2 separate regions of the Homo sapiens genome follow, and region 1 is linked to region 2. A link is a loop called in an ENCODE intact Hi-C map of the cell type or tissue named here. Cell type or tissue: gastrocnemius medialis. All regions are shown on one strand. Links, peaks and the distances in the headings refer to the core of each region. The heading gives the core; the rest is flanking DNA. Region 1 holds the start of LOC105375161 (a long non-coding RNA gene). Region 2 overlaps SCIN (scinderin).

Evidence for each region. A loop is a pair of places that touch in the nucleus more often than their neighbours do. Peaks named below come from ENCODE experiments on the same cell type or tissue, not always from the same donor. Only the 100,000 strongest peaks of a DNase experiment are listed, where the experiment ranks them.
Region 1: it touches region 2 in a loop (13-fold over the local background); 4 of 110 quality-filtered maps call a loop at or near these places.

What each region holds. Positions count from the first base shown.
Region 1 is chr7:13,704,159-13,721,006 of GRCh38, reverse strand. It overlaps LOC105375161 (a long non-coding RNA gene), which reads right to left and starts at 8,317. Exons shown (of 4, transcript XR_007060216.1): 1 at 1-8,317. In gastrocnemius medialis, for the core only: no CTCF peak of the experiment used is centred there; no DNase peak of the experiment used is centred there.
Region 2 is chr7:12,623,370-12,640,217 of GRCh38, reverse strand. It overlaps SCIN (scinderin), which reads right to left. Exons shown (of 16, transcript NM_001112706.3): 6 at 15,076-15,208; 7 at 14,368-14,456; 8 at 13,419-13,634; 9 at 10,996-11,117; 10 at 4,083-4,173. Among named protein-coding and RNA genes, the nearest start is that of ARL4A, 56 kb to the left of the region's middle. In gastrocnemius medialis, for the core only: no CTCF peak of the experiment used is centred there; no DNase peak of the experiment used is centred there.

The DNA.
Region 1 (16,848 bases), core at 7,322-9,821, 1.1 Mb before region 2:
ATTGATAGAAATCTGGAGTCAGTTTGTTGATAAGTACCTCTACATCTTATCTGGGATTTACATAAGAAAAGTAATTGCTTAAAACACTGGAAATTTTTTTGTAAACTCAGAATCTTGGAGAGTTTATCCCTATTTTAAAGCATTTTTAAATTTCAAATTTATCTAAACGATTAAGTTGTACAAAGATTCCAGTGCCTTAGACACTTCCTTTTCACTTACATTCTTAATGGTGTGGTATTATTTTCAGATACAGCAATAATAATTCTCTTCATCCCTGAAAACCATAATGGATTAGAAAATACATTTCTTCCTACATACTGATGCTATGATGTTATCGTTATAAACCAGAGGGTGCTCTGTAAATAAAGGAAAATAAATTGGACTTTATGGTAACTCCAACTCAGGATTTCTAAAATCTGGCACCATTGACACTTTATGCCAATAATTTTTTGTTGTAGGGGGCTGGCCTAGGTATAAGAGGATGTTTCGCAGCATCCCTGTTCTCTACCCACTAGACACCGGTAGCACCCCCTCCTTCATTTGTGACAAACAAAAATGTCTTTAGATACTGCCAAATGTGCCTTGGAAAATAAAATCTCTCCCCAGTTGAGTTTAATTGATCTAATTTTACAGTCTTTACAATTTGTAGATTGATTGGCTTTCTTTTAATTTGGGGAAATTTTGATTAAGATTTTGAAAAATTTTATTGTTATTAGTGATTTGGTGCTAAGTTGGCCAGTAGCACAAGTAGCATTGCAATTGTGTTTTTATTTGTTGGTTTTAATCCATGTTAACAGTTAGTATACAAAACTAAAATCTTTTAGCACTTAGTGAAAAGTGTTCAAATATTGCTATCTGGCACATATTTTTTGATGCATCTATTTAAACTTTGAAAGCATTTGCACTTATTGTGAAAGTATTGAGGATGATTAGGGAGTTTGGTAACTGGTAGGAGTTGAGCCAACACAGACATTCTGTATTGTGGAAACTCATTGCCCTTTATAGAAACTTCCTGATTCTCTCTGCTTTGGCTAGAAATCAATGAATGGACATTTGATAGCTAGAAATAATTACTTTGTCAGTGTTCCCTTTTGCTTACTTTTCTTTAACTGCAGCAGGTGGAATTGAACAAGTGTTGCTTATGCATTTTGAAAAAAATCTGCTCTGGCTTGTGCTTTAGCCTCATAAGATTATTTTACAAACAAATTATTTTACATGTTCTTGTTAACTGGTCCTAGAATCTTACTCCATTCTTCATGGCTTCCTGAAAATTCAAAGTTCAAAGTTCTGAAAGTAGGAAAAGAATAGGATGAAAATTCCCAGCTTTGCTAATTTTTGAAAGGACTAAGTTCAATAATGGAGACAATGCGTCACCAAAAAAAATTCAGAACAAGTGGAATTAGGAACTCAGAGTAGAGGAGGGCTACAGAAAAAAAAAAAAATTGGCCAGTGGCCTAACTCACCTAAGTTGGAGCATACTGATTTCCTCAAATGCAAGACTGCCAGGAACAAGGAAGGATGCATCTCCTTTTTTGAAGGTTTCTGTAGGAAAACTGCCTTCACTCTGAAGAATGGTGTAACAAAACTTTCACTTCACATCCTCTGGGTAATTTTTCCAAGGTCCCGCCCCACAGTACCAGGGCATCTGGATCAGGATGGCTTCTGCATCAAACTACATAGTGTGCACAGGAAGCTATTCTCTCTAATCATCCTGTCCTGTGTTGATCCCAAATCACTAGTCTAGAATCTTTCCCTGCCTTGTTTGCCTTTTTGGTGCTATTTTTCTTTGCTATTCCATGATCTTTCATCAAACATGCTTCCATATCTTTGAAACACTCAGAGACAGAACCAGGTACAAGCCATTCTGCTCCCAGGAAGCTGTTATGCATGTGTGTAAATTCATTGATGAGCAGACACATTTGGGAAGGGCATTATCTGATATCACCACAATCTTACAGAGCCCTCGGAAGCTTGTCAAGCAAACATTTTTGTATACTCTCATATCAGCAAGTAGATATTTCCTAATTCTTAATATTACTCAAGCAATACTTCCAAAAATAAGTCATGTTCTACCCAAAAGGTAAATACCATTGTTCACCTTAGAAGAAACTGCCTAAAAATTTAAAATACAGATTTTTTTGAGCTATAAAACCTTAAGATTAAATTTTTATTATAGACTCGATTACATGATTTAAACAAGGCCATTTTGATATGTCAGGAAATAAATTCCTTTGAATCCATGATTATTCAGCTCAGTTTTACAAATTCTGCTTGACAGCAAGTGTTATTTTGAGGTTATTGTGTGTTTGAACACTAGCCATAGTGCCTAAATGGATGTTCTTTGGTTTGAGGATCCTTTCTGGAAAGAGTTAAATATTACTCATATTTTTCTCTTACCATAACTTTTATATTTCTTTCCTTCTCACCATCATTTAATGATAATTTTAATGTTTCAAGATTTCTGTCTCTTATTCCTTCTCCCCACCACACACACACACACACACACATACACACACAGAGTGAGAATGAGAGACAGAAAGAGATATTGAGCTTCTTCATGCCAACTTTCCTGGCTCTTCAAAAGAACCTATACTCTCTGTTCCTCTCTACTCATTCCCTGTCATTCTTCAGCTACCTCTCTAATTCCAGTCTGGCTTCCTCCCTAACAGTTTGAAATTCTATTTTTGCTAAGGCCACCTTTATCTTCTATGTCATTTAATAGAACAAGTAACTATGACCTATATCTCATTTGATCTCTCATTGGCACTCACCTGTGTGGTCTCTCTCTTCCATTGGCTCACAGGTCACTGACTGTCTGGATTTCTTTTTACTTTGATGAACATATTTCACAGATTCTGTAGCTGTCATCTTTTTCTCTGTCTGGCAATTTTGGAATTCCTAGGATTCTATTCTAAGCCTTTGCTATGGTTTGAATGTTTGTCTCCACTGAAACTCATGTTGACATTTAATTGCCATTGTAAAAGTATTAAGATGTGGGGCCTTTAAGAGGTAATCAAATCATAGGCAGCACCCTTATGAATAGATTAAGGTCCTATCATCAGAGTTGGTAGTTATCTCAAGAGCAAGTTGTAATAAAGCCAGCTCAGCACCTTGTACAATCCCTTTTGCATGTGCTCACTTGTCCTTCCACTCTTCTGCCATGAGATTACACAGCAAGAAGGCCTCACCAGATGCTGGCACCATATGCTTGGACTTATCAGCCTCTAGAACTGTAAGAAATAAATACATTTATTTTCTTTATAAATTACTCAGTTTATGGAATTCAGGTAACAGAAAACAGACTAAGATAGCCTTTTTTCTTTCATGTCACATATTGATTGTCTTAACCATCTCATGGCTTCATTAACCTCTATACACAGCTGACTCCTATTTTAATTATCTATTATTTTATAACAAACCACTCCAAAAGTTACTGGCTTAACTATTTCATTATTTCACGCTATTTTTAGTGTTGACTGGACTAAATGGGGTTGCTTGTTTCTTATAAATTGGATTTGGCTGCATCATCTATGGGCTCAATTGTGCTGGGACAGCCAAGATTTCCCATTTACCTGGCAGCATTTGATGCTGGTTATTGGCAAAGAGTTCGCTTGAGACTGTCAATTGGATCATCAACATGTGTCCTATACATGTGGCTTGGGTTTCTCACAGTATGATGGGTGAGTTCCAAGAATTGTTCCAAGAATGAGAAACCTTAGAGGGGGACCTGGATGCTGCAATCCTCTTAAAAAGTGTGTCTGTAACTGGTATATCATCACTTCCACCACATTCTATTTAAGCTGTCACAGGGCCAACCCAGATTCAAGAGGGAATGAAAATAAATGCCACATGTTGATGGAAAGAGTAATAAAACGTGTTTGGTCATTTTTAGCCCACAACAGTGATCCCTCAGTCATAAATTATTTAAATTCATTCTACATGCAAAATACCCTGACCATTCCCCATGACCCTCAAAGTCTCAATTTGTGACTGAATTAGGTTCAATGTTCAGCATTCCATTATCTAAATCAGATCCAGGTGTGAATAAGGCACCTCAGGCTACTCTTGAGATGAAGAGCTATGAACTAGAAAACAAGTTATCTGGCCCCCACAAACTCAGTATGTAATAGTGAGACAAGGACAATAGAATTTGATAGACACGCATTCCAAAAGTACAGTGGCAAATAGCAGCCACTGGTTCATAAACATCCTGAAATTTAGGTGAGCAGATGTGGGTTCCTTGGTTAGGGTTTCCTCCAGCTTTCTTGGGTTGATTCTCTCTGCCTCTTAGCTTTTTCCTCTGGGCTTCTGGCTCTTCCATATGTCTCTCTTTTCCCTAAGAAACAGCCCACATGTGTAGCTGAGTGACTTTCTCAGGCTGTGTTCTTTTTGTTGAAAATTGAGTGTCTCAAAGATCTCTTAATTTTTGAACTGTCACTGTTTTTCTTTGTTTGTTTAGTACAAATTGGTACACTTCCTATAGATACTTTGTGGTTTTCCTGAGTATAAAAATATAAGCCATTTTCCTGGACAAAAGCGACACCAAAGTTTCTTTATAAAAGGCCTTTCCCTACTTTGAACAGAGAGTTATAGAAGCCTCATTGTCTAGAAGAAAGTTTCAAAGAGGCACACCTGAGTTTTTTACAAATGTCAAATCCTTCTGAGTTTTTAACAAAAAGTTCTTATAGCCACATATCTGAGATCTTGACTTTGAAACTGCACATTTACTGACAGTGCCTTGGATTTGATCTTTGTCCTAAAGTAATTTCTTACTTTGAGAGACTTTTGTTGAGGGAGACTGGGAATAAGAAAAATTCCCAACAAGTCTTGGTTAAGAAATACTCCCTCTAGATCCTGTTTGAAAGCTATTTTTTTAAGTTCCTCTCTCTACATATACCTTATTTTATTCAGGAAAAACAGTTGGCACTTTCACTATTCTGCTGCTCAATAAAATAAAAAAAATTTTCATTTGCTTTATTTTCTGTTTTTTGTGTCCACAAAAAACATAAGCCCTCTTCCTCCTTTCCAGCATCAAAAACATTTTTCTCCCTATCATTCCATTTTTCACTAGCAGTCTGCTTTGGACTACCTTCTATCTGCTTTCTAGGTCCAAAGCCAATGCCAAATGTTTTAGCTTTTTGTTGTTTCAGCACCTCACTAATTTCTGTTTTGGTTATTATTGCTGTGTATTACTGCAAAATTCATGGCCTAAAACAACAACCATTTCATTATCTCTCATGGTTCTGTGGATTGACTAGGTTCAGCTGGGTGGTTCTTCTGCTCAATTGCACTGGAACATCTAAATGGTTCACTCAAATGGCTGATACTTGATGCTGCCTATTCGCTGGGACAGCTGGGGCTGTCATCTAAAAGTGAACATCCATTTAGCCTCTGGGTTCTGGAGGAAAGTGTCCCAAGTGTGAGCATTTCAAGAGAGAAGCAGCAGTGCTTTTAAAGGCTGGGCCTAGAACTACCACAACATCACTTTTACATCACTGTATTGATTAAACCATCATAGGGCCAGCTAACATTCAAGGAGGAAGATAAATAAACTCCATTTCTTGATTTTTTAGAGTGACAATTTATGGCTATCTTTAATCTGTCACAACTTGCAAATGTCTATAACAAAATATTTCTCTTGAGCTCCAGACTGGTATACTCTACTGCCTGCTTGACATATATTCCTGGATGCTTCATAGGCGTGAGGGCTGACTTCATGGCATGTGACATGTGCAGTCGCACAGGACCTCACGTTTTGGGGATCACACACTTGGTTTAATGATCTGCTATTGCAGTCTTAAAATTCATAATAATTTTTGTATAAGGAGCTCTGATTTTTATCTTCTACTGGCCCTCTTAGGTAGCCAATCCTGACTGCTATCTTTAAGGCAACCTCTTCTTTCTTCAGTGTTCCTTATCTAATTAAATAGGAATAAATATCCTCAATATAAAATTCAAGACCAAATTTGACTTCTTAACTTTTGCTTGCAAAGCACTTAGAGCACTCTTGGTTATTGCATTTATCACACATAGAATTACTTGTTAAAAATTTGTCATTTCTAGAAAATAGATTTATCATCTCATGAGGCAAAGGACCTCTTTACTCTATTCATGTCATATTTGCAGCATTTATAAAGAACCTGGCAATATAAAAATCTTGGTATGTTTTGAATGAATGTAGAAACAAATAAATTAATTAAAAATGTGTCAGATTTTAAGTAAGGGAGATTACCCTTGAGATAAAAACACAAGTCACATAGATTGTATAACTGAAATAAGTTTGTGGTGTTTTCAGAAATAATGATAAGGGCAGTATCTATCAGATTTTATGACACAGCAGCACTGGTGGCTCTGAGGGAAACCAGCTTATTTCATAAAGATGTGGGATATAGTTATGATACTATTAATTTTTTCTTTTTTTGAGACGGAGTCTCGCTCTGTCATCCAGGCTGGAGTGCAGTGGCACGATCTTGGCTCACTGCAAGCTCCACCTCCCAGGTTCATGCCATTCTTCCACCTCAGCCTCCCGAGTAGCTGGGACTACAGGCGCCCACCACCACGCCCAGTTATTTTTTTGTATTTTTAGTAGAGAGGGGGTTTCACCGTGTTAGCCAGGACGGTCTCGATCTCCTGACCTCGTGGTCCGCCTGCCTCGGCCTCCCAAAGTGCTGGGATTACAGGCGTGAGCCACCGCGCCCAGCCGATACTTTTTGTTTCATGTCTTGATGCCAGAAAATACTAAGTCAGGAAACAGTGATTTGAGGCAAGCATCATAAATGCAGGAGGATATTCAGTGGTTCATGGATGGAGCCAGATTCATGGAAAACATGATGCCAACATGTTAACAAATTAATTACCAACTCATGGAGAAAAGGAGACTGAGAAACAAGTTTGATAAACTCATTTGTATTATTACAGTGATAATTATAAAAAACAATAGAGGCCTTCATAAAAGAAAAGGTTGGGTGACTGAAAAACCTAGAAGCAAGACAAAGGAAAATTGAACTAATGTGAAGTAATAATGCATGAAAGGCAAGAAAGAAAACTGATTTCTAACAGAACGTATCATAATATGAAAGGGCTAGATAGGCATTTAGACTTTGAGGACTGTACTTTTTATTAAAAGGCTGATTTCTCAGAGCTCTGTTACATGCAGGCAATAGGTGGATGCTTTTCCAACTTCTTTTTTCATTGTGCCTGAAAAGGGTGGTAGGTTATGGTATGCTAAAGCTTTATAAGCCCATATGTCATTTGACTCTCTTTAAGATTGTTTTTGATCAGAAATTCCATCATTACCATTAGAATAAAAAATAAAGTTCGGTTTATGTCTTTTAATTCTTCAACTTTCATTCTTTAGTTTATCATAAACCACGTAATCTTGAAAAAACCTCCTTCACTTTGCGCATTTTTCTATCCTCAGTTTTGATTTCCTGATGTTAAATATACTGAGTCGTGGTCAGCTTTGCTTCCTCCTTCCCTCCCTTCCCCCTTCCTTCCCTTCCCCCTTCCTTCCCTTCCCCCTTCCCTCCCTCCCTCCCTCTGTCTCAACCTTCTTTCTGTCTCTCTCTCTCTATTTCTATCCTCTTTCTCTCTCTTTTACTTTCTTTCTTTCTTCCTTTGGATACATGCTACCTTCTTCTGTACATAACATGAGTTTTGTTCTGTCCCATTCTTTAGAAGTTTTCCTGATGATAAGTAGGGCTCTGGTAAGGCTCATGTGGAAACATCTGATTGACTAATTTAATTAAGTAAAATAAATAAATGGCCTAAGTTAAAGTTCTGTATGGTAGGACACTTAAAAGAGAATAAGACTGTTCACATTGGGACATCTTCATCTCTCCAAGATTTTCCAGAGGACAGAGTTCCTAATGCTGTGTTGCTTTTTGGAATTCACTAAAGATGGTCCATACTTTCTAAATATTTGATGCTTCCCATTTTAGCTTTCTTTCTCTCCCTTGTGTCCATATGTAGGATATCAGTGAAATACTTCAGCATGATCCTCGAAAAAATAATTTTAAAAAGAATATTTTATTATGATTGGTGTATGACTGAAAAAAGTATATTCATAACTAGTGTTTACATCTGATTGTAAGGAGATAAACGTCCCAATGCTTTCCATATTCAAACTTAATTTCGTAGCTTCAAATTTCTAAATTTGATTTAAATTTAGAAATGCAAACTTCTAAAATTATGTGAATTTATGTAGATATGCAAGGAATAGGCAACTAGCATAATATAAATAAACATGGACTGCATACTGTAGTTTCTTTATTTGTCAAAGAAAAGCAGTTTATTATTTTTTTAACTTTTAGGTTCGGGGTGCATGTGCAGGTTTGTTATATCGGTAAACTCGTGTCATAGGTGTTTGTTGTACAGATTATTTCATTACCCAGGTACTAAGCCTAGTACCCAATAGTTATTTTTTCTGATGCTCTGCCTCCTCCCTTCCTCCACCCTCAGGTAGGCCCAGTGTCTGTTGTTCTCCTCTTTGTGTCCATGTATTCTCATCATTGAGCTACCACTTATAAGTGAGAACATGTGGCATTCACTTTTCTATTTCTGTGTTAGTTTGCTAAGGATAATGGCCTTCAGCTCTATCCATGTTCCTGTAATGGACATAACCTCATTCCTTTTTATGGCTACATAGTATTCCATGGTGTATATGTATCATATTTCCTTTATCCAGTCTAACATTGTTGGGCATTTAGGTTGATTCCATGTCTCTGCTATTGTGAACCATGCTGTAATGAACCTAAGTGTGCATGTGTCTTTATGATAGCACAATCTATATTCCTTTGGGTATATGTCCAGTAATGGTAGTTCTGTTTTCAGGTCTTTGTGGAATCACCACACTGCTTTCCACAATGGTTGAATTAATTTACACTCCCACCAACAGTGTATAAGTGTTCCCTGTTTCTCCACAACTTTGCCAATATCTGCTGTTTTTTGACTTTTTAATAACAGTCATTCTGACTGGTGTTAGATGGTATTGTGGTTTTGATTTGCATTTCTCTAATGATCAGTGATATGGACCTTTTTATTACATGCTTGTTGGCAGTGTGCCTGTCTTCTTTTGAAAAGTGTCTGTTTATTTCTTTTGCCCACTTTTTAATGGAGTTGTTTTTCTTCTTCTAAATTTGTTTTAGTTCGTTATGGATTCTGGTTATTAGACCTTTGTCAGATGCATAGTTTGCAAATATTTTCTCCCATTCTGTAGGTTGTCTGTTTACTCTGATGGTAGTTTATTTTACTGTGTAGAAGCTCTTTAGATTCATTTGCCAATTTTTGCTTTTGTTGCAACTGCTTTTGGTGTCTTTGTCATGTAATCTTTGCCAGTTCCTATGTCCAGAATGGTATTGCCTAGGTTGTCTTCCAGGGTTTTTATAGTTTTGGGTTTTACATTTAAGTGCTTAATCCATCTTGAGTTGATTTTTGTAGATGGTAGAAGGAAGGGGTCCAATTTCAATCTTCTGCATATGGCTAGCCAGTTATCCCAGCACCATTTATTGAATAGGAAGTCCTTCCCTATTGCTTGTTTTTGTCAGTTTTGTTAAAGATCAGATGACTGTAGATATGCAGCCTTATTTCTGAGCTCTCTATTCTATTCCATTGGTCTATGTGTCTATTTCTGTACTAGTACCATGTTTTGGTTATTGTAGCCCTATAGTATAGTTTGAAGTTGGATAGTGTGATGCTTTCTGCTTTGTTCTTTTTGCTTAGGATTGTGTGGGCTATTTGTGCTATTTTTTTATTCCACATGAATTTTAAAATAGTTTTTTCTAGTACTGTAAAGAATGTCACTTGTAGTTTGATAGGAATAACACTGAATCTATAAATTGCTTTGGGCAGTATGGCAATTTTAACAATATTGATTCTTTCTATCCATGAGCATGGGATGATTTTTCATTTGTTTGTTTCACCTCTGATTTCTTTGAGCAGTGTTTTGTAATTCTCATTGTAGAGATTTTTACTTTCCTGGTTAGCTGTATTCCGTAATATTTTATTCTTTTAATGGCAATTGTGAATGAGTTTGCATTCCTGATTTGGCTCTTGGCTTGGCTGTTGTTTCTGTATAGGAATGCTAGTGATTTTTGTAGATTAATTTTGCATCTTAAAACTTTGTTGAAGTTGTTTATCAGTTAAATAAGCTTCTGGACTAAAACTTTGTTGAAGTTGCTTATCAGTTAAATAAGCTTCTGGGCTAAGACTATGGGGTTTTCTAGATATGGAATCATATTGTCTGCAAACAGGGATAGTTTGACTTCCTCTCTTCCTGTTTGGATGCCCTTAATTTCTTTCTCTTGCCTGACTGCCCTGTCGAGGCCTTCTAATACTATGTTGAAAATGAGGGTTAGAGAGGGCATGCTTGTCTTGTGCCAGTTTTCCAGCTTTTGTCTATTAAGTATAATGTTGGCTGTGGGTGTGTCATAGATAGCTCTTATTATTTTGAGGTATGTTCCTTCAATATCTAGTTTGTTGAGAGTTTTTAACATGAAGGATGTTGAATTTTAATAAAAGCCTTTTCAACATCTGTTGAGATAATCATGTGCTTCTTGTCTTTAGTTCTGTTTATGTGATGAATCACATTTATTGATTTACGTATGTTGAACCAACCTTGCATCCCAGGGATAAAGCCTACTTGATTGTGGTAGATAAGTTTTTCTGTTCTGCTGGATTCGGTTTGCTAGTATTTTGTTGAGAATTTTTGCATCAATGTTCGTCAAGGACATTGGCCTGAAGTTTTCTTTTGTGTGTGTGTGTTTCTGCAGGTATGGTAACTGGATGATGCTGGCCTCGTATAATGAGTTATGGAAGAATCACTCTACCTCAATTCTTAACACATAGTTTCAGTAGAAATGGTAACCGCTCTTCTTTGTACATCTGGTGAAATTCAGCTGTGAATCTGTTTCAGGGCTTTTTTTTTTTTTTTTTTTTTTTGTGGGTAGGCTACTTATTACTGATTCAGTTTTGGAGCTCATTATTGGTCTGTTCAGGTATTCAATTTCTTCCTGGTTCAGTCTTAGAAGAAAAGCAGTTTCATATGGAATTTGATACATGATACAACTCAAATAATAATTTCACTCTGTAGCACTTTATGAACTCTTCAGGTGTCTAAAATAAATTATCCTAGAGACACAGTCTAGCTTACTTAAATATGCAGAAACATATTGGAGTATCTTGTGGAGGAAACTATTTTGGAAGATCATTTTAATCACAAAGATACTGTCCAGTTATTTACTATTTACTTGGCAAACACGGAAAGGTTGGACAAAGGCAATCTGTCTTAAACTGCAGTAACCTAGTGACACCAGATTCCCTGTTTAGAAGAAAATAGAAAAGGGCATAGAATTAAAATAGTCTATTTTCTATGGGTGGGATCTCAGAGAATACATTAACACATTTTATATGGAAGTTTCACATTAAAGTTACCCTTCCCCAGTCTACCATCCTCCAGTAGAAAATCAATAGGCAAAGCTTAAAGTATCTTATCATTTCCTGAAATATGAAGCATATTTTAAGATTTCTTCAAATCAGTTTTCATGAAAAGATCTAATTAAATAAAATGATTTGCTATTTTTCCAATTGCTAGACCAATTATTAATTTAAACTAGAGCTATATTTTTATGACAATTACCATAGAATAAGATGGATAAATGATATTTTTATCTACTATTTGATCAAAATTCAATGTGCAAAATGTTAACAAAATAACCTTTAGAAATATGACATTCCTAATCACATTCCATAGCACTGAGATTCCAAATTACTTTAATCAACTAAGCAACATCAAAGTGAAAGTAACAGATTAAATGGAAATTAGAGTGCTTTAATGTAAAGATCTTTTGAAGTTACAAATAAACGGACCTATGAGAAAGGAAAAGAGGCAAAGTAAGAGAGAAAATAAGCTGCTGCCATACCTAATTTCAGGGAATAAAAAATTACCTACTAGAGTAATCTCAAATATTTTAATTTATGGTAAGACTTGAACTATATGAAAAGTAGCATATAATTTCTCTGATCTCTAATATTCTTTCTATATGTAACAGTTAATTTTAGGCTTTTCTTTAAAAACTCTAAACACCTCCAGCTGGTTTTGTAACTGGTCAGTAATTTGGTTAGCAACAGTGACGCTGAAGCTGTCTCCTGTTGGATATAATCATGAACATCTCTTCCACACGTTGTATGCAGTATAAAGGTCATCATGGGAATATTTTCACCATGGATATAAGCAAAAGCTATAAATAAGGCTTCTCTGCCACCCCAGAGAGCCAAGTATAATACATTTACCATCATTAGAACTGACTAGCAGGTACAATAGATGCATACTCTGTCACTGACAGTAAAATATAGTATCTTCGTTATGCTTAGAATCTTTCAAAGTAAATTCTAATGAAATTTATAGCAAGATATTGGTAGAACCTTCTCACTCAATGATGGCTGGAGAAAACCAAACAAAACAAGGCCACTACTCAAGCAATGGAGAGAAAAATTTTCTAGACTTTAAAAATATTTTGTCAAAAATTTTCTTAGGCACCTGTACGTTTCTTTCCTTCTGCATGCAAACAATGCCATGTTTTAAAGTTTCTAAAGAGAAATTATAAGTTTGTTAATTGTTTCATATTACAGAATTAAGATTTAAGGCTGGCTGATAACCTTAAATACAGTAGCAATAGGGATGTCATTTCCAACAACAACATTGGCTATATAATGGAAATAAAGGTCTAACATAGGTGATCTGTGAAAACTATATAGTTCTGAAACTATGTATGCTTTGTTCAGGAAAAAAAGCTTTGAAATTTTCTTAAGCGTAGTAAATTTTGTTTATTGATAGCAGTATTTTTTTAGTTAGTTCTATGACTACGTGGATCCTTGGAGCTACGTGCGGTGTGTTTGGATGCTTTTCGGCATTCATTTCCTCATGTGTGGTATGTGTTTGTGTTTGTATTTGTGTGTATGGTTTGGTTAGAAGTTTTTCCTGTAGGAGAAGCCTGCTATAACTCATGGATCGTAATGTTAGAAGTTCTGTGTTCATGCTTAATTGAAGAATGTGCTAATGCACTCATACCAAAGAGCCAGAATTAAATTTTCCATAGAAAATGGCATACTCCTGTGTGGTAGTTAAATCTTTCCTGTTGATTTATGAGTATAAACCCATGACTTTGACATTATAATGTTTCGAAGTTACTTATTGTATAGTTTTGTCTAATTTTAAAACTAATAGTAATTTTAAAAACTACTGACCTATATAGTCACAAGTTTTCAGGTAAGGGGAAAGCATCATTCAGAATTCTGAAACATAAAATCATTTGTGGAAGTGCAAATTGGTAGACAATTATATATAAATAACTGCAAATGTATGCATGGCATAGAAATGCATTCTTAGAAAATATCGGTGATTGACATAATCATTTGTGCATAAAATGTTTTTAAACACATTGTGAGACAAGTAAAAGAAATAAGGAGATAAGCTAAACATTGAAAAATGGAAATCAGTTAAGTTTTAAAATTTGTATGGTGGAAAATTATAGAGGCAAGTTTTAAAAATGGAGGTAATGTAAAGATGGCTTTAGAATGTAGACTCTGAAGATAAGCATAGGTTTGAACTCCAACTTCATCATCTTTTGACTTTGACCTTCAGCAAGTCAATTCAAAGCTTTAGATCCCTGAAGTATAAAAGATCGTTTAGATGAGTAAGAACAAAATATGTGTGTGTGTATATATATATATATATATATATGTCTTTAACATTGTTCATTAAGTGCATATCATAAGCATTTAATGAACAAGAGGTGTTATATAGCTTATTTTTAATATTTAGATATATAATTAAAGGCTATTAAATATGAAAAATGTTATAAATATAAACACAAGCTATAAAATGATAAGTATAGTATGGATGCAAATGTTTGCATTTAATAATGTGTACATATGCTTTATTTCAGAAGGTATACTATTCAAATATGTTTCAAAAGGATGGGAAAATATTTTAAAAATGGTAGTAGAATAAATAATTGAAGTTTTTTTTCTTAAACACTTCTTTACTTTCTACTCTTGACAATGAGCATGTATTATATAATGAAAAAGTAGAAATCTTCAAGAAAAAGATAGTTTTTTGATGTATGTATTCCAACTTTCTTTGGTACATTTTTTTACAGAGGAGGACTTGATTTGAATACAAAAACAAAAATTCTAGTATTAATAACTGCTTGAAAATAAACAAAACATTTTTTGTAAAATTCTTAAGATGTGAATTTAAAAATTCTCTAAATCATAGAAACTTTATGACAAAAGCTACTTGATATTTTATACTTGTACAGGTTTGGCCTTAGCTAAAGTTATAAATAATTGTTTGTCACATACTTAACACAAAGCAAACTTGTTATAAAGATTTACTATTTTATTTTACAAGTTCTTGTTAAATTCACCCTTTCTAATCCAGTCTGCAGTATTGGAGAAAGCAATGGCATAAGATGAATGAGAAAGCATAATCACGTGTTCACTGATGGCTCACGAACCGGGCAGATGACTTAGTGTAGTTGGATTTGCCTTTATCAAGAGTGAAGCTAGAAGGTTTGATAAAATAATTGCATAAATCTTCAAGGATAATATTTTTCTTCTCATTCAAGTTAACATGTAATCCGAAAAGGACCATCTACAGTGTGCATTCTAATTTCCAAGAAGTAGAAAAAGGTGTCTGAGACAAGGTTTTCAGAGTAACTTCAATGTTTTTATGTTACTGGTAGAGGAACATTTTTCAGTGACAAACTGTTATAATTTATCAAATTATTGAATTTTCTAACTGGAAACAATTTAGTATGAAATCCAAATGTCTCACTTTGCAGATGAGGAAATGGAGACCCAGGGTGATAAAGTGACTCACCCAAGGATGCACAGCTAATGGCAGGATGCTGCAGGGGCCTGGGGCTACCCAGAAGCTAAGGCCTGGTTTTTTTTTGTTAGTTTGTTTTTCATTTTCTTTCCCAAGTACCTCACACATTTTTCTAATTAAATCTTTATTTTTATACTCCAGGTGTCTTCTAACAAAAGGTATAGCTAACAAAGGTATTTAAACTGTCTACTTAAGAGTTTTTGCAAATGCAAACTTAAAACAAATAGCCATGCAACAATTTGGAGATGAGTTTATCTTTCACTTGAACATGCAGCTGCACAGCTGAACTCTGAACTTCTATAAGTGGATTTTGCACACGTAGATCCTCGGTTCAAATGCAACCAGCTTACTCTTCAAGTATCACTCATTTGAGCTTTTTAGCAAAGATCTTTTTAAAAACTTTATTAGTATTCACCACCTGCCTAGTAATACTTTTGGATTCTGGTTGCCTGTTATTTAACTTAGATCAATGGATTTTTTAAGGAAAATTGTATATCAATAATTATATAATATTTAGATGTTTAATTCTAATAAGCATACATTATAGATTTGAGGACAGTTTAAGTGTTACTGGCACAAAAGAATGTATAAATCTTATTACTAATACTTCAGTCATATATTTAGTAACTATAATATAAAAATATAACTAGATATAGTTAATAATGTTTAAAAAACAATGCTTTTAAAAAGCGGCCAGTGGAACTTTTTTACATTGTGTGTATTTAAATATAAATAATTTTATTATATAGTAATGCATTTTCTGTGCAGAATATTTAGAAAAGATAGATTAAACAAAAATGAAGAAAATTCCCTGTAATTGCACTGCCCAGTGAATTAATAGTAATATATAGCTTACTTAAAAAAGATACTGCTGCTCAAAAGTCTTGAAATAATTAGAGTGATTATGTATATGCATATACTTATAATTTATCTCCCATATATGATTTCATCATGGTAGATAAATTAGAACTATTTCACTAATAAGAATAGTAATATATTTTCCTCATTAAAAATATCTTTTTAAATTATTGCTATTGCTATTTTAAATCTTAGACATAATATTTTGTGATTTAATAAGTTTTTGGCATTTCTGTATTTTCTAGGTAATAAAGATGATTACTATTTCTGATGCTCTATTTTCTAGCCACTTAGTCCAAGTGATATTTTGTAACTTCAAGCTAAATGAGGGTCAACTCTTTAAACATCAAATGTGATATTAAACTATAGAAGGCAATATGTTCTAATGTGTTTGTCAATATATTCCCTATCTTATTTTTAGTGTAAGCTTTTTTCCTCAGATAAAGCCACCCCACACAAATATATATCCTTTAATGGAAGTATCTGTCAGATGCATTAGAGCCATTCTTGTAAATATTTATCAAAGCTACATTTAAAGTATGGTACTTTCTTAAACCACTACTCATAACCATTTGAAACTGATATGGTATATTGAGTAAATAGAGAGTTCAATCTATTTTAAATGGTATGTTAGTTGCCTAACAAACTGTAAAAGCACTTTTAGAGTAGTAAGAACCTTGAGTGTATTGTGAAAAATGACATAAAATCTTCAACAGTCTTTTTTTTTTTTTTTTTTGACATGGAATCTCGCTCTGTCGCCCAGGCTGAAGTGCAGTGGCGTGATCTCGGCTCACTACAACCTCCGCCTCCTGGGTTCAAGCCATTCTCCCGCCTCAGCCTCCTGAGTAGCTGGGATTACAGGCACCCGCCAATATGCCCGGCTAAGTTCTGTATCTTTGTAGAGATGAGGTTTCACTATGCTGGCCAGGGTGGTCTTGAACTCCTGACCTCAGGTGATCCGCCTGCCTCGGCCTTCCAAAGTGCTGGGATTACAGGTGTGAGCCACCACACCTGGCCCAACAGTCTTTTTTCTAAACTTGAAATATTTTACTTATAACTTAGATGGTTTATCAATGATAATATTAAAAATCATTCAAAAC
Region 2 (16,848 bases), core at 6,667-9,166:
AATGATGATTAACAGAACATATAGGTTAATGATAATTAATTTTCCCTGTTGACTTGAGAATCTTTTGTTATCGCAGGCACGGTGTCCATGAGTAGTTTCTTGTCAGGGGAAACATCACCATGCTCCAATACTTTCTGTTTTTGAAAAGTATGAAGATGTAAGTCTGTTCATCTACATCTCCGAAAGAGAAAAGGTGCTGGTGTCTGCGACCTTATGTGAAAATCACTCTTCTTTCAAGGGCACCAGTAACACTTACAGATATTTACAGAGGTACTAGAATCTCACGTGTTTTGGATCTGGTTCAGAAGGTTAAGAGATGTGCATTCAAATGCTTCACAACATAAGATGACCCCAAATCATACCCATTATTTCTATATCTCTGTATTTGTAAAATAAAAAAATTACACACACACACAAAGATTGCTATGCAAGCACTAAAAATGGGCAAAAATAAACAGAATATGTTTTCTACTTTTTAACTTACCTATAGAAATGTAATAGTAGATATGCTCAATATAAGAAACTTTAAAAAATACAATATAAAGACTTTTCAGGATGAGGAAATTGAAAAAAAAAGGGAAATTATTTTCTTGATTTTATTTATTAGCCCCAAATATTGGATTAGAATTTCCTATTTCTCACACAAACTATTGATGCATTTACATAAAGAGTTCAAATTTCATGTCAGTCTCCCATTGTTTTCATTTGTTCTGCCCTGTGCTAAAATTGAACTGTCTCACTTCCCCTGGTTTGTCTTTTTCTAGAAGCCAGGTGAATGGGAATGCTGATGCATGTACTCATTACATGCATATACATACCTGCATATAGGGAGGCCGAAAGGCATTGAAAATAATTGACTTCATAAATATATTTCAATTAGTAGGCATTCAAATAAGTGAGCAGCAAATTATGGAAACGTTTTGTCAGTTATAGTCTCACAAATACCTAAAACTGTTAGCTTAGCATTTCATATAACATGGAGAAAACTTTAATTGCCAACATGAGAGAAAGAGAAACACTGATTAAGGCCCATCCCTTACTGTCAAAGGAGAATAAGAAAGAAAAAAGGCTGATTAAAATATGTTCAATATGGTTAATATATTCTACAAAGGAGCGTTGAAAACCGCAATACTTTAGTTTTTTCATGCATTATTGTAAGCTACTGCCATCTAGTGATTAAACTAAAAATTACCATTTTGTTGTCAATTTAGGATTCAACCGGCTAACAATTCATGGTAACTCATTAATCGAGTGCATCAAATATAGTACTATGAAATATGAAATATGTAAGACAATGCATGTCTTCATAGTTTTTTAATAGTTTGGTAAGTAATACCTTAAAGATCAACTAAATTCCATAGAATTGAGTGCATTTAAAGAATTCAGTCATTTCATTAATTTATTGATTAAAAGTAGCAAGTTAACTTATTTTTAAAAAGTTAACATGCGCCTTTAAATTTAGATTTAACTTGATTTTTGTATCTACTAACTTGTATCAAGATGGAAAGGAGACCAGCTGGAAGACCAACTTCAGCCTTCACATCTTATACTTTATGTTCTGAAGTGTCTAACTTGCCTCTCTCTATTTAATTATTACATTAAAATAAGCAATTACACACTTACAAAGATTTGAAAACAAGACAGAAAAACCCTTTTGTACCATATAGAGTCTTAGCTCCCTTGACATCAGGAATGAGGAAGTTAAACAGGCACAACCATGTAAAGGGAGTGTTTAATGCTGCTGTATCAGAAACATCACTGCATTGGCCAAGTAAGCACCTGCTTTCAGTTTGAACTCTAATCTGTAAGATGCTTTTCCCACCAGATGGGAGCAGATGGCTTCTCAGAAACTGGCCAAAGACAACAGGCAGGCAGAAAACAGGCAGCAGTGTGTGCAGCTCCAGCTAGGAAGACACAGGGAATGAGAGAGAGGGAGAGAGATAGTTCCAGCTAGCTGTAGGAAAAAGGAACAAGAAAGTACTCTCTCACAGAATGAACGAGAAAGCAGACGGACACATTGGGGCACACTAGAGGAAAATAGGGTCTTCTTGAAGTCTGTATGTCAGTTATACAGTAAGGGAATCTAAAAAACAAAGACCCAAAAACTTTTTCATGGTAACTAATAAGCGTCCTGAAACAAGTAGCAGATACTCCACCATAAATATAAAAGGAGGAGCAGTTGAACTTAGGAGAGTACAGAAGATTGAACCAGGCTAGAAACAGCAGTCTCTTAGACACAGTGAGGAGATCTAGAACTAGACATTGATATCGTCTGATATTGTATAACATTTAAAGTTTTATAATAAATAAAACAGCATATTATCTCTTCCTGTCCCTTTTTCTCTATCTTAATCTGTCTCTAGATAGAGATAGCTAAGATAGATAAGTTAGATAGATAGATATACTAAAAAGTTGACTCATTTATAATTACATGAAATTTTCATTTTGAATTTGGATTCAGTCATTCTCGACAAGTAATTTTTTATTTCAGAAATACCCAAGTAAAAAAATACATCTCTCCTCCCTCTCAATCTCTCCTCCCTCTCACACTATCCTCTCCCTTGCCCTTCCTCTTCTCTCCTCCTTCTTACTTGTCTCATTTCTTCCTCCATGATTTCCCTCTCTTCTCTTCCCCCTCCTCTCCTCCTTACTTGTCTCATTTCTTCCTCCATGATTTCCCTCTCTTCTCTTCCCTCTCCTCTCCTCCTATCCCTTTTCTTTCCCCTTTCTCCCTGTCTTTTCTCTTTGTCCCTCCCATTTCTGTTCATCCTTTCTCCCTCTCCACCACTTCCTCCCTCACTTTTGGGTGTTGGACTTTGTTTCAGTAAAGATTCTGGTACCTAAAAGGGAAATATAAGGACCCATGCTATTTTATCAAGATTTATTTCTGTTTACTTGTGCAAAACATAACTTACGCATGTTTACGATTTGAGAGTGTAAGAAAATGCATCTTTTTTTAACCTATTAATTCGAATTGTTAATCTGTGCTTGTTCTGCACTGTTGTATTTATTTCTCATTGTTGCTGTAACAAATTACTATGATTTAGTGGCTTAAAACAACACAAATTTATCATCTTACAGTTTTGGAGGTCATAAGTCTGAAATGAGTTATGGGGCTAATTTAGTAACTGGGCTAAAATCTGGAATAACAATTTAGTCACAGGGCTAAAATCAAGCTATTGCAGGGCTATAGTCCTTTCCAGAGGCTCTAGGAATCAATCTATTCCTTGCTTTTTCTGGCTTCTAGAGGTTGCCCATATTCCTTTGCTGGGGACTCTCTTCCACCTTCTTTTTTTTTAATTTTATTTTTTAATTGATTAATAATAATTGTAGATATTCATGGGGTACATACAATGTATAGTGATCAAATTAGGGTAACTAGCATAACATCATCTCAAATATTTATCATTTCTTTGTGTTGGGAATGTTCGATATCCTCGTTCTAGCAATTTGCAACTACATAATATGTAATTGTTCCTTCTATCCTCAAAGCTAGCAATCGCTGGTTGAGTCTTTCCCATGCTGCATCCCTCTGACTCTGTCTGGCTTCTGTTTTACTTACAAGGACCCTGGTGATTACGCTAGGCCCACCCAGTAATCCCAGATAATCTCCCTAGTTTAAGATCTGCTGATGAACAACCATAACTCCATCTCCGACCTTAATTCTCCTTTGCTTTGTAACATATCACACTCACAGGTCCTGAGGATTAGGACATGAACACCTTGGGGGCATTATTCTGCCTACTGTATCTGTTGAACAACAGCTGGAAACAGTAATACAGATAAAACCGTTTTAATGTCAAGAGGCTATCATTGACATAGGGTGTGATTCTATTGGGAAGATTCTTTTGGAATCTTACACCTGTTGATAGATTTTTGTTGTTTTTGTTTGCTACCTCCTTTCCAGAATCTGAGATAACTAATTTGAAATGAGAGTAGGAATATTTGAATTTCAAAATGAAAACACAGTTCATATCAAGAAAATGTCAAATTTCTATCCCAACTTGGGAGGGAGCTATAGCTATCCATTGAGCTAGCAAGACTTTAACTTGTGTGAGTTTTGGGGGTAAAAATATCCCAACCTGCACAGCCTGTCCTCCAAGGGACCGATCCAACTGAACAGTCAGGAACGCAGATGTTGTCAGCTCATCTCGTGTGGCATTTGCTCCTTGCCTAGAGGAATGAAAGTGAAACGAATTAGCTTGCCTTTAAGTTTTAAGATCGTCACATGTAGGCATTGCAAGCAGAGACAAGTTATTATGAAAGATCAAGAAGAAGCGAACTGTTTTAACATGATACAAGCTGTTAAGCTATTGTTTTTGTCAAGGTATCTAACATTTAATTGTCCTATGTGTTGTCTAGAACTGTATATGGTAGGCATTTTTATCTCCATGTTAAAGAAATTGAGCTTTTGCTTCTTACATAATTTAGCTAAGTAATTGGGTTCACCTGATTTTAAGTTGGAGCTGCCTGCTTTTTAGAAAACACCTCTACAGTGAAAAATAATCCATCTGAGATGAAAATACGAGCCAAACTTATTAGGTTGAATGTTAGGGGCATTTTGTCTTTCTTGCCTTTTTTTTTTTTTTTTTTTTTTTTTTTTTTTGAGACGGAGTCCTGCACTGTCGCCCGGGCTGGAGTGCAATGGTGTGGTCTTGGCTCACTGCAACCTCCACCTCCCGGCTTCAAGCGATTCTCCTGCCTCAGCCTCCCAAGTACCTGGGATTACAGGCGCCTGCCACCACACCGGGCTAATTTTTTGTATTTTTAGTAGAGATGGGGGTGTCACTATGTTGGCCAGGCTGGTTTCAAACTCCTGACCTCATGATCTGCCCACCTCGGCCTCCCAAAGTGCTAGGATTACAGGCATGAGCCACCGCGCCCAGCCAGCATTTTGTCTTTCTATGAATATTTGGTGAGCATGAACCAAACGTCTGTAACCCAGAAAAATCAAGAAAATAATAATGAGAAGTAGACAATGGAGAGGTCCCATTTTGTCATCTTAGCAATTCCATAAGGAATTATTTATTATTATTATTATTATTATTTGAGACAGAGTCTCACTCATCACCCAGGCTGGAGGGCAGTGGCGTGAACTTGGCTCACTGCAAACTCCACCTCCCAGGTTCAAGCAATTCTCCTGCCTCAGCCTCCTGAGTAGCTGGGATTACAGGTGCTAATTTTTGTATTTTTAGTAGAGACGGGGTTTCACCACGTTGGTCAGGCTGGTCTCAAACTCCTGACCTCAGGTGATCCACCCGCCTCGGCCTCCCAAAGTGCTAGGATTAAAGGGGTGAGGCACTGCACCCTTCCCACCATAAGGAATTATTAATAAGGCTATACAAGAGGCTAAACTTCCAACACTCAGATAAGGGTCAATCAACATGTCCAGTTCATTCGTAGCCTCTCTTTCTAGGGTGGCTTGTGGCTGTTAACTCTGTGTCACCTTAACCTGTAAAGCAACTTGTGGGAGATCTGCTGTTTGATGAGCTTGTAGAGAAGACAGTAAAAAAACAAAACAAAGCCCCAAACATGGTAAAAGCATTCATTGAGCATTATTTATTTTTAGCCAGGTTTCCCATTTCTATTTGACTAGTGGTTAGCTTAGCAGCAGGAATACTAAACTTGGATTTAGACTTTGAAAGTTAACTATTAGATTGGTGCAAAAGTAATTGCTGTTTTTGCTATTAAAAGTAATGGCAAAAGCCGCAATTACTTTTTTTTTTTTTTTGGAGATGGAGTTTCGCTCTTGTTGCCCAGGCTGGAGTGCAATGGCGTGATCTAGGCTCACCACAGTCTCCGCCTCCTGGGTTCAAGTGATTCTCCTGCCTCAGCCTCCCGAGTAGCTGGGACTACAGGCATACACCACTATGCCCGGCTAATTTTGTATTTTTAGTAGAGACGGGATTTCTCCATGTTGGTCAGGCTGGTCTCAAACTCCTGACCTCAGGTGATCCACCTGCCTCGGCCTCCCAAAGTGCTGGGATTACAGGCGTGAGCCACCATGCCCGGCCTACCTACAATTACTTTTGCACCAATCCTAATATATCTTTTCTTCTAAAACTTTGACAGTAAACTGTTCCATACTCGGAACAGATTAAAATAACCTGCCACGTTGGGCAATACCCACCCCCCTCCGCCCAAAACACTGGGAACAGGGTGTGTATCTTATCACAGAATTTTCCACTGGACCAGAAAAGGCAAATGGTTGATGTAAAAATGTTCTACAGAGGGGTGCAAAAAAAAAAAAAACATGCACACAAATGTTGATAAGAAAATAAAAAATGCTTTCCCTAATAAAGGAACTACTAAAAACGTAGTGTTTTAATGTCAATAGCCTACATTTCCCAAGAGCCTATAATGCTAGCCAACACATCTGTGTGCACTGGAAGCACAAGGTGAGGAGTTACACAGAGCTGCATGATGATGGGCCACCGCAGGGTCTGTTATCATGCATTGTTTCTTTGTCACATCTGTGGTTTCCTGAGTTCTCGCTTCCAGCTGTTAAAAATGTCTGCTTTCCATTTTGCTTTTATTCTGGAGGGAAGAAATCCAACCACCGAACAGACAATATTACCTAACTTTTGTCTTCATTTTGCTCCTTTTATTTTTTTGGAGTATTTCAACTAGCAAACCTGCAAAACATCACTAAGTTCTGCCTCATGACACCCTGAACAAATACTTCTCTACTCATCTTAAACCTCTCTTCTGGATCCCAAGTACCAAACTGCCATCCACACAGATTCAAGTATTCCACTCCAATCAAGAAATAACGCAGTCACTCTTTGTTTCTAATTCTGAAATTGTATACTGAACAAAAAAAGCAATCTACTTTGACATATTTTTTCTTTATAAACCTGTGGTGGTTGTTGCTCATTAAAGATGAGTGCTGTGTAAAAATGGGAGTTACTACTTCAAGAGATTCATCATTGTCATCTGTTCAATTTTAATTACCTGTTATTTCAGATAAAATATCATTGCTGAATTTTTTTTTTGTCCTGTCATTTCAGCATACAAGTGATTTCATAATTGATTTAATTCTAGTTTCTCACCTTTAACTCTGCCTCTTGGACTTAACCTGTTTATGTCCCTGTATTGAAATTATCACATAAACTGGAAAGTTGTTTAATTTAAAAGCCAGTCTTCAACGGAACTGCTTATTTTTTGAAAGCCTCTTCACTATCTTTATGGAAGCTTTTGAAGTTCCACAAACCATACAACACTAACAAACTTACATACTTCACATCCATGATTTCAAATGGTGAAGACTCACAAGGACTCTGAAGTATCTAACTTACATTCTTGATATCCCCCCAATATATACATTCTTATGATGGAAATGTTGAACATTTCAAATTGGAAAGAAGAAAGCTAAATGACCATCCCCTCCAGCCGCATTCCAAAGACAGTAACTTTTACCGATGTGGTGCCTTCTCTTTCTCTTTTTCCTTTTGCATTTTTTTACAGTGTGGGCCAAACCTGTCTTCTTAAGATTTTTAATCTCAGGAAATAAAACACTACCCATTTATGCTCAGACCAGAAACCCAGGGGTCATCCTCAACTTTGTCTTCTCCATTCCCCATTAACAGTTTTTCTGGTGCCAATACCTTAACACCTTGCAAATTTGTTTCATTCTTTCCTTCCCTGTTGTCACTACACTAAATTCAGGCCACATCATTCAGCTGGATTATTGCAACACATTCCCAGTGGTCTTCCTGTTGCTAGCCTTCCTCCACCAATCCATTCTGTACATGTCAATCAGAATAATTTATCTAAAATAAAAAACAGGCCAGGTGCAGTGGCTCATGCCTGTAATCTCAACACTTTAGGAGGCCAAGGCAGGTGGACCACTTGAGGTCAGGAGTGCAAGACCAGCCTGGCCAACATGGTGAAATACTATCTCTACTAAAAATACAAAAAATTAGCAGGGCATGTGGTGTGCGCCTCTAATCCCAGGTACTCGGGAGGCTGAGGCAGGAGAATAGCTTGAACCCGGGAGGCGGAGGTTGCAATGAGCCAAGAGTGGCACCACTGTACTCCAGCCTGGGCAACAGAGTGAGACTTTGTCTAAAATAAAATAAAATAAAATAAAATAAAATAAAATAAAATAAAATAAAATAAAATAAAATAAAATGAAAACCAATCATATAACACCCCATACAAACTCTTTGAGTGACCCCCAATGTCTTAAAAATAAAGTTTGTCCTCTTCAGCATGGTTTATGAGGCCATTTGCAATTTGGCTCCTTCTAATTTCCCTCGTTTTATCTTTTGTTCCCTAAATGTTCTTCAGCCATACTCTATGACGAGTAGATTGGAGCACACTATTTTCCTGCATTTCTTGGATCAACTTCTCTATTTGCATGCCTGTCTATCTCCCACTTCAATGTCACTTTTTCTAGGAGCCTGTCTTAGTTCATTTTCTGTTGCTTATAACAGAATACCTGAAACAGGGTAATTTATAAGGAAAAGGAACTTATTTTTACAGTTATGGAGGGTGAGAAGTCCAAAGTCAAGAGATCACATCTGGTGAGGGTTTTCTTGCTGGCAAAGACTCTGCAGACTCCTGAGGCAGTGCAGGTCATCACACAGTGAGGGGGTTGAGTATGCCAGCTCAGGCTTCTTTCTCTTCTTATAAAGCCACTGGCCCCATTCTCATGATAACCCATTCATCCATTAATGAACTCATCCATTCATGAGAGCTATCACCTCTTAAATGCCCCATCTCCCAATACTTCCACACTGAAAATTAAGTTTCAACATGAGTTCTAGAGGGTACAAATATTTAACCAATAGCCTAGGGGTATGGTGGAGGGTCTGTATATAATTATCCAAAGATCACTCAACTTGATCTTACATAAAATCCTTTATATTGCACTAAAAACACCTGTTAATCATCTGTTTCTCATTACGTATAAGCTCCTGAAGGCACGGGTTATAGTTTTCTTTCCACCACTGTATCTCCAGAAATTAGTACAATGCTTGGCACATAAAGTGCTCAATAAACACTTTCAAATGATACAAGAAATAGCTACTATTTAAAACTCAAATTTAGCATTTAAAATTTGTAACCTGATTTATTCTATTTTAATATGTCCACATAGGCATTTATATGGGTTGCAAACTGTTAATTCCTCAAAACACTCTTTTGCATTACTTGCTTAGTCTTTTTTCGTTTAATGTAAGTACCACAATCAATTATGTTTTTCATATTCAAAAGAGAATTAAGAGGAAGACCATGAAATAAAATGCAAAAGAAAAGTTAACTGGGAATAATTAATTTATCCCTATAAATGCCATGATTTTGTTGCACAAACACTTTTCTGAATTAAAATTTTAGAAAAGGAAATTGCAAAATAAGGACATAACTACCTGGTATTGATATACTCAGGCCTTAAAGAGACCAATAGATTAAGATTTAAAATGTTGCTTTACCAGTTACAACAGCTGTGACTTTGAGTTAAATTACTTAATCTGTCTAATCTCCCCTGCTCCACTCTTTTTGGAAAGAAATAAAAAATACAAGGAAACATCTGGCACTTTGCCAGTGCAAACATGCTGCTCACAGAATGGTTGCTATTAAGACGACATGTTAATCGCAGAGCTAAATAGCTAAATGCATTCGTCTAGGACAGCATATGGATTGACTGTGGCGTCAGAGTGTTCTGGGTGCGGTGGTGGTTCACACCGATGTGGTGGTATAGATTAGAATCTCAGGATTCCCCCCAGCTGAGATTTTGATTTATTTGGTGTGGGTGACAGCATTTGGATTTATGAGAAATTGTCCAGGTTATTCCAATATGCAGTCAGTGTTCTAAACCACTGCCTGAAGCAGTGCCTGTCAATCATTAAAGTGCATATGAATTACTTGAGGTCCTTGCTAAAATGCAGGTTCTGCCTTTGTGGGTCAAAGGTGGGGCCTGAGAGTCTACATATCTAAGAAGCTCCCAGGTGATATTGATACCTCCGAGTTCCCAGACCACTCTTTTGGTGTCATCCCATCTCCTGAACTTGACTGGGCTCAAGGCACTGGGCAGTGTGGATGACCAGACTATGGGGATGCATGTGACTGTCTCGGTGTGAGGTTCACCAAAAAGAAATGTCACCATATCAGCAGAGGACTGAATGCATCTATATTCTATATACCTATTATAGGTTGTTATCACTATGTAGGCAAAGGTAGGCGTCTGCCCTGCCTTTGTACCTTACGCCCACAGCCCACATTTCTCTGCTTGAAGATCTTTTTTAAGAATTATTTTCTTTTTTCCAGCCGTCTTAGCAATATTCTATTTTTACCTGATTTCACTTAATAAAAAGTTAGAGAATTTCACATTATATAATTTGTTGCAGAATCCCTATCCCTTGACATATCCTAGCATGGTGTATGCACATAAATTACTTGGTTGGACATTTGATCATTTCCTCCTTGAGCAGGGCATTGGCAAATTTAGACTTCAATTAAATCATCATGCAAAACCATGTAATATGAAAACACAGTTGCATATTTTTTCCATTATTCTTGTGAATTTAATGGAAACAAGAATAAGAATTGCATCAAGTTGAGGTATCAGTGGAATCACAAATTGTATCTCCTACAGGTTTTGCCATATTGCAACTTTGCAGTTCCAATTAGGATGGACCTCTGTGAATTTTAACCATAAGAAACCATGGTACCTGACACTTGCTGTTGCAGTGTTAACCTGCATACAAGATGAGATATTCAACTACATATCCACTAGGAGAACATCACTGGTTTAGGATATCAAAACTTTTTGCCTAGACTAGATAGCATGATCTTTATGTGACTCCTGCTGCCTGTGGATGGCAACTGCAAAACATAGTCAAAATCATGTAAAAAGAAAATACTATATGCATGCTATACAAATCTCACTGGGATGATTATAGGATTATTCTACCCCATAATGCATAGAATTTAATACTTTGGAGCAAAATCTGGCTCCTGTGGAACTCGAGATCTTTACCCGTATAAACTCACCACGTGTAGATAATCTGTCCTCTGGGATAGGTGTAGAGTATGATGTAGCAGTCACCACCATAGAATTCACCATATGAGTTTTGGTCAACTTGGATCCTACCATTGTTTTCTACACGCCAAATCTGGAAGGAATGGAATATATACAACAAATTACAATTTTCTTGATCTAATAATATTTCTCATAAGCTTTAAATAATTTTTGGTTCAAATCCATTATTAAACAACTTTTAAATTATTTATTAACTAGTTTACAAATCAAGCAAAGAAATTGTTATCGATTTGCCAATTTATTGACATTTTAACTACTTTTATGTGTCTTTTGCTTCCTCTACAGTATTAAGCTCAGTTCCGAGCCCATTGATTAATAAATACTTATTGTTTCATCTACTAGTGGAAATAACATGACACTCCAGTGGAATAAAAAACTGCAAGATTCAGCTCAGAAATATATATCTATTTTATAGTTAATTTTTTTCTTCAATTATGAAATAACATATATATATATTTTTTTCCCTGTGCTTTAAGATAGCGGACTATTATTTTCCCAGGCAAAACTTGATAGACTGTGACCAAATACTAAAAATGCTACAACACACTGAATGTTTGAGTCCCTCCACAATGTATGTTGAAATCCTAACCTCCAGTGTGATGGTATTAGGAGGTGGGACCTTTGGGAGGTAATTAGGTCATGAGGCTGGAGCCTTCATGAGTGAAATTAGTGCCCTTATAATCAGAAAGCTCTCTAGCTCCTTTTCCACCATGTGAGGATGCAGCAAAAAGTCTATGAACCTGAAAGTGGATCCTCCACCAAACACTGAGCCCATCAAAACCTTGAGCTTAGACTCCCCAGCCTCCAGACTGGTGAGAAATACATGTTTCTGCTTAAACCCCCAATCTATGGTACTTTTGTTATAGTAGCCTGAACAGACTAAGACCATGCCAATAATATGACTTCTGTTTTTAAAAGGTGCCATCCAGGAATAAGACCGAAATGTGATGCTGGGAGAAAAGCAGGCAGAACCACTTTCATTCTGCCTCCTCATCTTCAGCACAGATTAAACACCCTCCAACTTGGAGAGATGAGAATTGTAGATGAAACAGGAGAGTAACAAACGAAGGAGAGGCTGCCAGGCACTGTGTGTGTACATGCAAGCAAACACACACACACACACACACACACACACACACACGCGCGCACACTTGCCTAAGTTCTCAGTTGGGAAGGGCAGACTCTTTGCTTTGAAATCTGAAGATAAGCAAGTGGACAGGAACAGTGCAGTGCTTCTAGAGAGAGGCCACCCCATACTATCCTAGTGAGCAGAAGCCTTAGATCCTAGAGAGAGCACAAGATCCGAGAGAGAGCCCCCAGATTTCAGCAGCCCTAGGATGGCACAGGAGAAGGCTGCAGCCAGGACACAGCTGGTGCTGGGGACCAAGTTTGCCAGGAGGGCTGAGCTCTGGCAGGAATGTCTGAGCAGGAGACAGATGCAGACCCAGAAGTCAATACCCCTCTGACAACAGCCATGAGGGACATTTGTGACCTTCTCCCTTGGCACTTCCCACTCTCCAACACCCATGCCGCTTAGATTCACGCTTCACGTCTTTGAAAAGAGGAAAAATTATTTCCCTAATTTCTTGACCATATACTTTGGTCCAAGAATTGTAGTAAGCCCTAGGAATATAGAGATGAAATATTTCATTCCTGTCCTCAAGGAATCGATGAGAGCTCTAGGAGAAATCTGGCAGTAAATGAACAACTCTGTGGTAGGTATATGATAAATTATGTGAGAAGTATCGCTAGAGGTTGAGCACAGAGAAAGGCCACTTCAGCGCTGAGGGAAGCCTTCTCAGAAAAGGTATGGCTTGTGATTTAACTGAGTTGCCAAGGAGGCGTAGGAACATTAGCTAGATGGCAGAGGGGAAGTCAGTCCTCAAGGCAGTGGAAGGGTGAAGCCAAGATGACGGAAAGGGTCAAGGGTCCAGCTGAAGATGGATCTTCTCAGGAAGGCTGTGGAGAGCCATTAAATATGTATAAATATATTTAGATATACATTTATAAATATATATGTATATATACACACAGATATATGTGTATATATACACATTTATGTGTGTGTGTGTGTGTGTGTGTATACACACATTTCTCACTCTGTCACCCAGGCTGGAGTGCAGTGTTATGATCTTGGCTCACTGCAGCCTCCACCTCCCAGGCTCACGCGATTCTCATGCCTCAGCCTACCAAGTAGCTAGGACTATGGGCGAGCTCCATCACACCTGGCTAATTTTTGTATTTTGAGTAGAGGTGGGGTTTCACCATGTTGGCCAGGCTGATCTCGAACTCCTGTCCTCAAGTGATCTCCCCCACCCTCCCCCTACATACACTGGCATTAATGGGCTTGATAAAAACAAAAACAGGTAAATACCTCCACTTTGCCAGAACCATCATCCACCATATTGTGCTGGGCTGCCATCTGCGGAGAACTGTGTAATTTTGAGGCATCAAAGGGAATTTGTTTTATTTGAGCCACTTTCTCTGTGACATAAACTTTCCCGAAGCCATCACTCTGATCTTTATCTCTCCAGTCCTTAAAAAACTGTTTGAAGATTGGTGTTTCACCTCCTTCTGGAAGAACTTGAATCTGAAATTTAAAATAATAATAATAGTAAACAGGAAAATAAGAAATTAAGGGAAAATATGAATCTGGCAGTGGAGACAAAAGTAAGGAAATGGAAAATTATCCTGGTTTAGCTATCAAGCTCATATAATCCAAAATTGCTTTTTCTCACAACTAAAGTAATTGCCGCTGAATTTGAATATTTGAGAGAAGAATCAAGTTCTTTAATATGTTACCCCTGCAGTAAAATAAGTTTGTCTTTCTACATAAGGTTCACAAGAGCTCTGTGACCTGGAAGAAATGATCTCATTGTGTTCCTTGTGCAGGGACATAAAAATGAGGAGAGTAGATGAGGCTGAGAGATTCGGAAAGGAAAGGAGTAACTAGCCAGGGTCTAAATTGATTTCGATGAAGACAAATATCATCTGGGTTTCAGGCCAAGTCTGCACAACTTGCTCTAAGGAATAATAACTCTTAAGTGCTCTTAGCTAAACCTACTGTGGTTTACTATCTTGAATTAAAGGCTGTGGAGGAAGTGAATGGGCAGCTCTATGGAAAGTCTGATGTGCAGTTTCTAAAAAATTCTAACCCCCACGCAGATAAAGAAGAGGGACACCAGATTGCAGCAGACAGGCAGGTGGAGAATCACTTCACATACAGACGTTACTTTGACCCAAACTTTTTCATGAGTTTCGTGGAGATGTCATGAGCTCCAATGTTTTCTATTTTTTTCTAGCCAGTTCAGTTTCACACATACTTGGGTATTCTTGGAATAATTCATTTGCTGTAGAAATTCTTCAGCTGTCTTCATTGCAGCCTTCCTCTCTTGGGGATTAGCATCTTTACCTAAAATACAAGGTAAATTAAAGAGAAAGAACTTCAGAGAAGGAAGACATTCTATGATTAAGAAATACTTGTGTACCATAATAAACATGATTATAATTGAAGTTAAATACAGCAGTGAAAGAATAGCAAAATTGGCCGGGTGCGGTGGCTCACGCCTGTAATCCTAGCACTTTGGGAAGCCAAGGCAGGTGGATCATGAGGTCAAGAGATCGAGACCATCCTGGCTAACACGGTGAAAGCCCATCTCCACAAAAAATACAAAAAAATTAGCTGGGCGTGGTGGCGGGCTGCACTCCAGCCTGGGCGACGGAAAAAAAAAAAAAAAAAAAAGAATAGCAAAAATTTCCTGGTATATTAAGTGTATTTAACAATACAGGAAAAAACGTTATTTGTAAAACAATTCTTTTTATATTGCCCAAATGCTTTTTTTTTAACTCCATAATCCCTGGTATATGATGTTGGTAGGAGGAAAATGGCTGCATTTTATGTGAGACATTTATAGATCATGTCTTAATTAAAAGGTGGGCTTTTTTTTAAAATCAAAAAATATATTTTATTTACCCTTATAGAGGAAATATCTATAAATCTGAAATACAGCATCGTCAATGGAATTTTTTACCTTTCCATACGAAAATTTGTTTGGCAGCCCCGTGGTCCAAAATAAAGCATTCTTCAGACAGCAGCATTGCCATTGAGAAGGGGTTTTCTTCTGCCACCACAGTCACTCTCATGGAGCCACTTGCATCTGAAACCTAATATAAAAACCATGACCTCCATGTTTTCATTTGGGGATGATAAGGATGTTCTATAATTAGATTATGGTAATGGTTGTACAACTCGGTAAATGTCATCAAATAAAAAGCATTGAATTGTACACTTTAAATGCAAGAATTTTATGGTGTATAAATTATATCTCAATAAAACTGTTTCAAAGAAAATGAAAAGAATCCACAAGACTAATTATACTCTAATTTTTTTGAAAGTCCTTTGGGGTAAAGGAACTACAAATAAAAAGTTAAGTTTTGACACTGTGCCTAAAACATCAGAAAAGAATAGTGATAATAATAATGGCTGAGGTCTATTCAGATGCTCTTATGTACTAAGCATCATGTAATTAACTTTCCATGATTATTTCTTGTACATTTTAGAGTAATCTTTTCAAGTAGGTAATAATCTTAAAATCATTACATACACACAAGATGAAGTTTAAACAATCACTCAGTCAACATTTACTGTCTACCATATACCAGTCGCTTTGTTAAGGAGGATATTGATATAGTTTATGCACAAAGATTTTTTCAACATAGGTCCTGCAATTTAAGTAAACTTTGTATAAATTATCAAAGTAAATTTCTTCTGTCACATTTAGAAATGACTACAGACTATTAAAACAAATTTTTAAGTGGTCTTACAAAATTGAAAGTGATATTCATGTGCAGGTTAGGATTTACTGGTTTTCAATGGCCAGCTTGTATGCTACAGTTTAGTTACCTATTATACAGATTCCAGAGCCCTCCCTAGATTAGTGGAGTTTTGCAGGACCAGGGTGGAGTCTGAATTCTGTAGTTTTGAAAATGCCCCAGGTGATTTTGCTTGCCAGCCTTGTTAAGAAACCCGAATTATTTTCAAAGGAACTTTATACTTTATATCCATGTAATACAGCATAGCTCCACTAGAGGAAGCTATGACTCAGGATGAATATTTTCCCATTTAAAAATACTTCTTTAGTTCATAATGCTGTCCAGGAGGGAGAACAGTTTTGGTTGATGATGTGAAATAAAAGATATCTGTTAGGCTGTTGAAAATGAGTTTTAGAAATAGTAATTTTTAAAAGCAGTCACAAAATATTTAGCTAACACTTTCTGTATGGCTCATATTAAAATTACCAGTATTTAGCAGAAATGGTAACCATATTTCCTTTTGCATCTAGAAGAAAAAAAATCCACTTATTCATTATGAAAAGGAAATTACGCTAAACAAGTTATTAATTTGGTCTTCATGTAAAATCACAGAGTTTCGGAGCCAAAAATCCCTTAAAGAGCAGCAAATATAGTTTCTTTCTGTTACAGATGAGAAAACTACTAAATTCTGCATGGAGATTTACGATCTGCTCCAAATCACACGCTTAGAAAGTTGCAAGGGGAGGGAACACTGGAAGAATACCACTGTAGCAACCTCCTTAACTGGAGTGTCTTGCAGTTTTTGTTACCCTCAACAGAAAAAACAAACAAACAAAGAATAAAAAAAACTATAGAGTTGGAAGGAACCTACTTTCTTTGTTGTGTGTGCATAAGAATACTTAGACCCAGAGTGGTTATGTCCTGTGCAAAGTCATGCTCCTAATCATGTGCTATAGAGCTGATATGGAAGTAGGTAGGTTAATGCCTGGAAC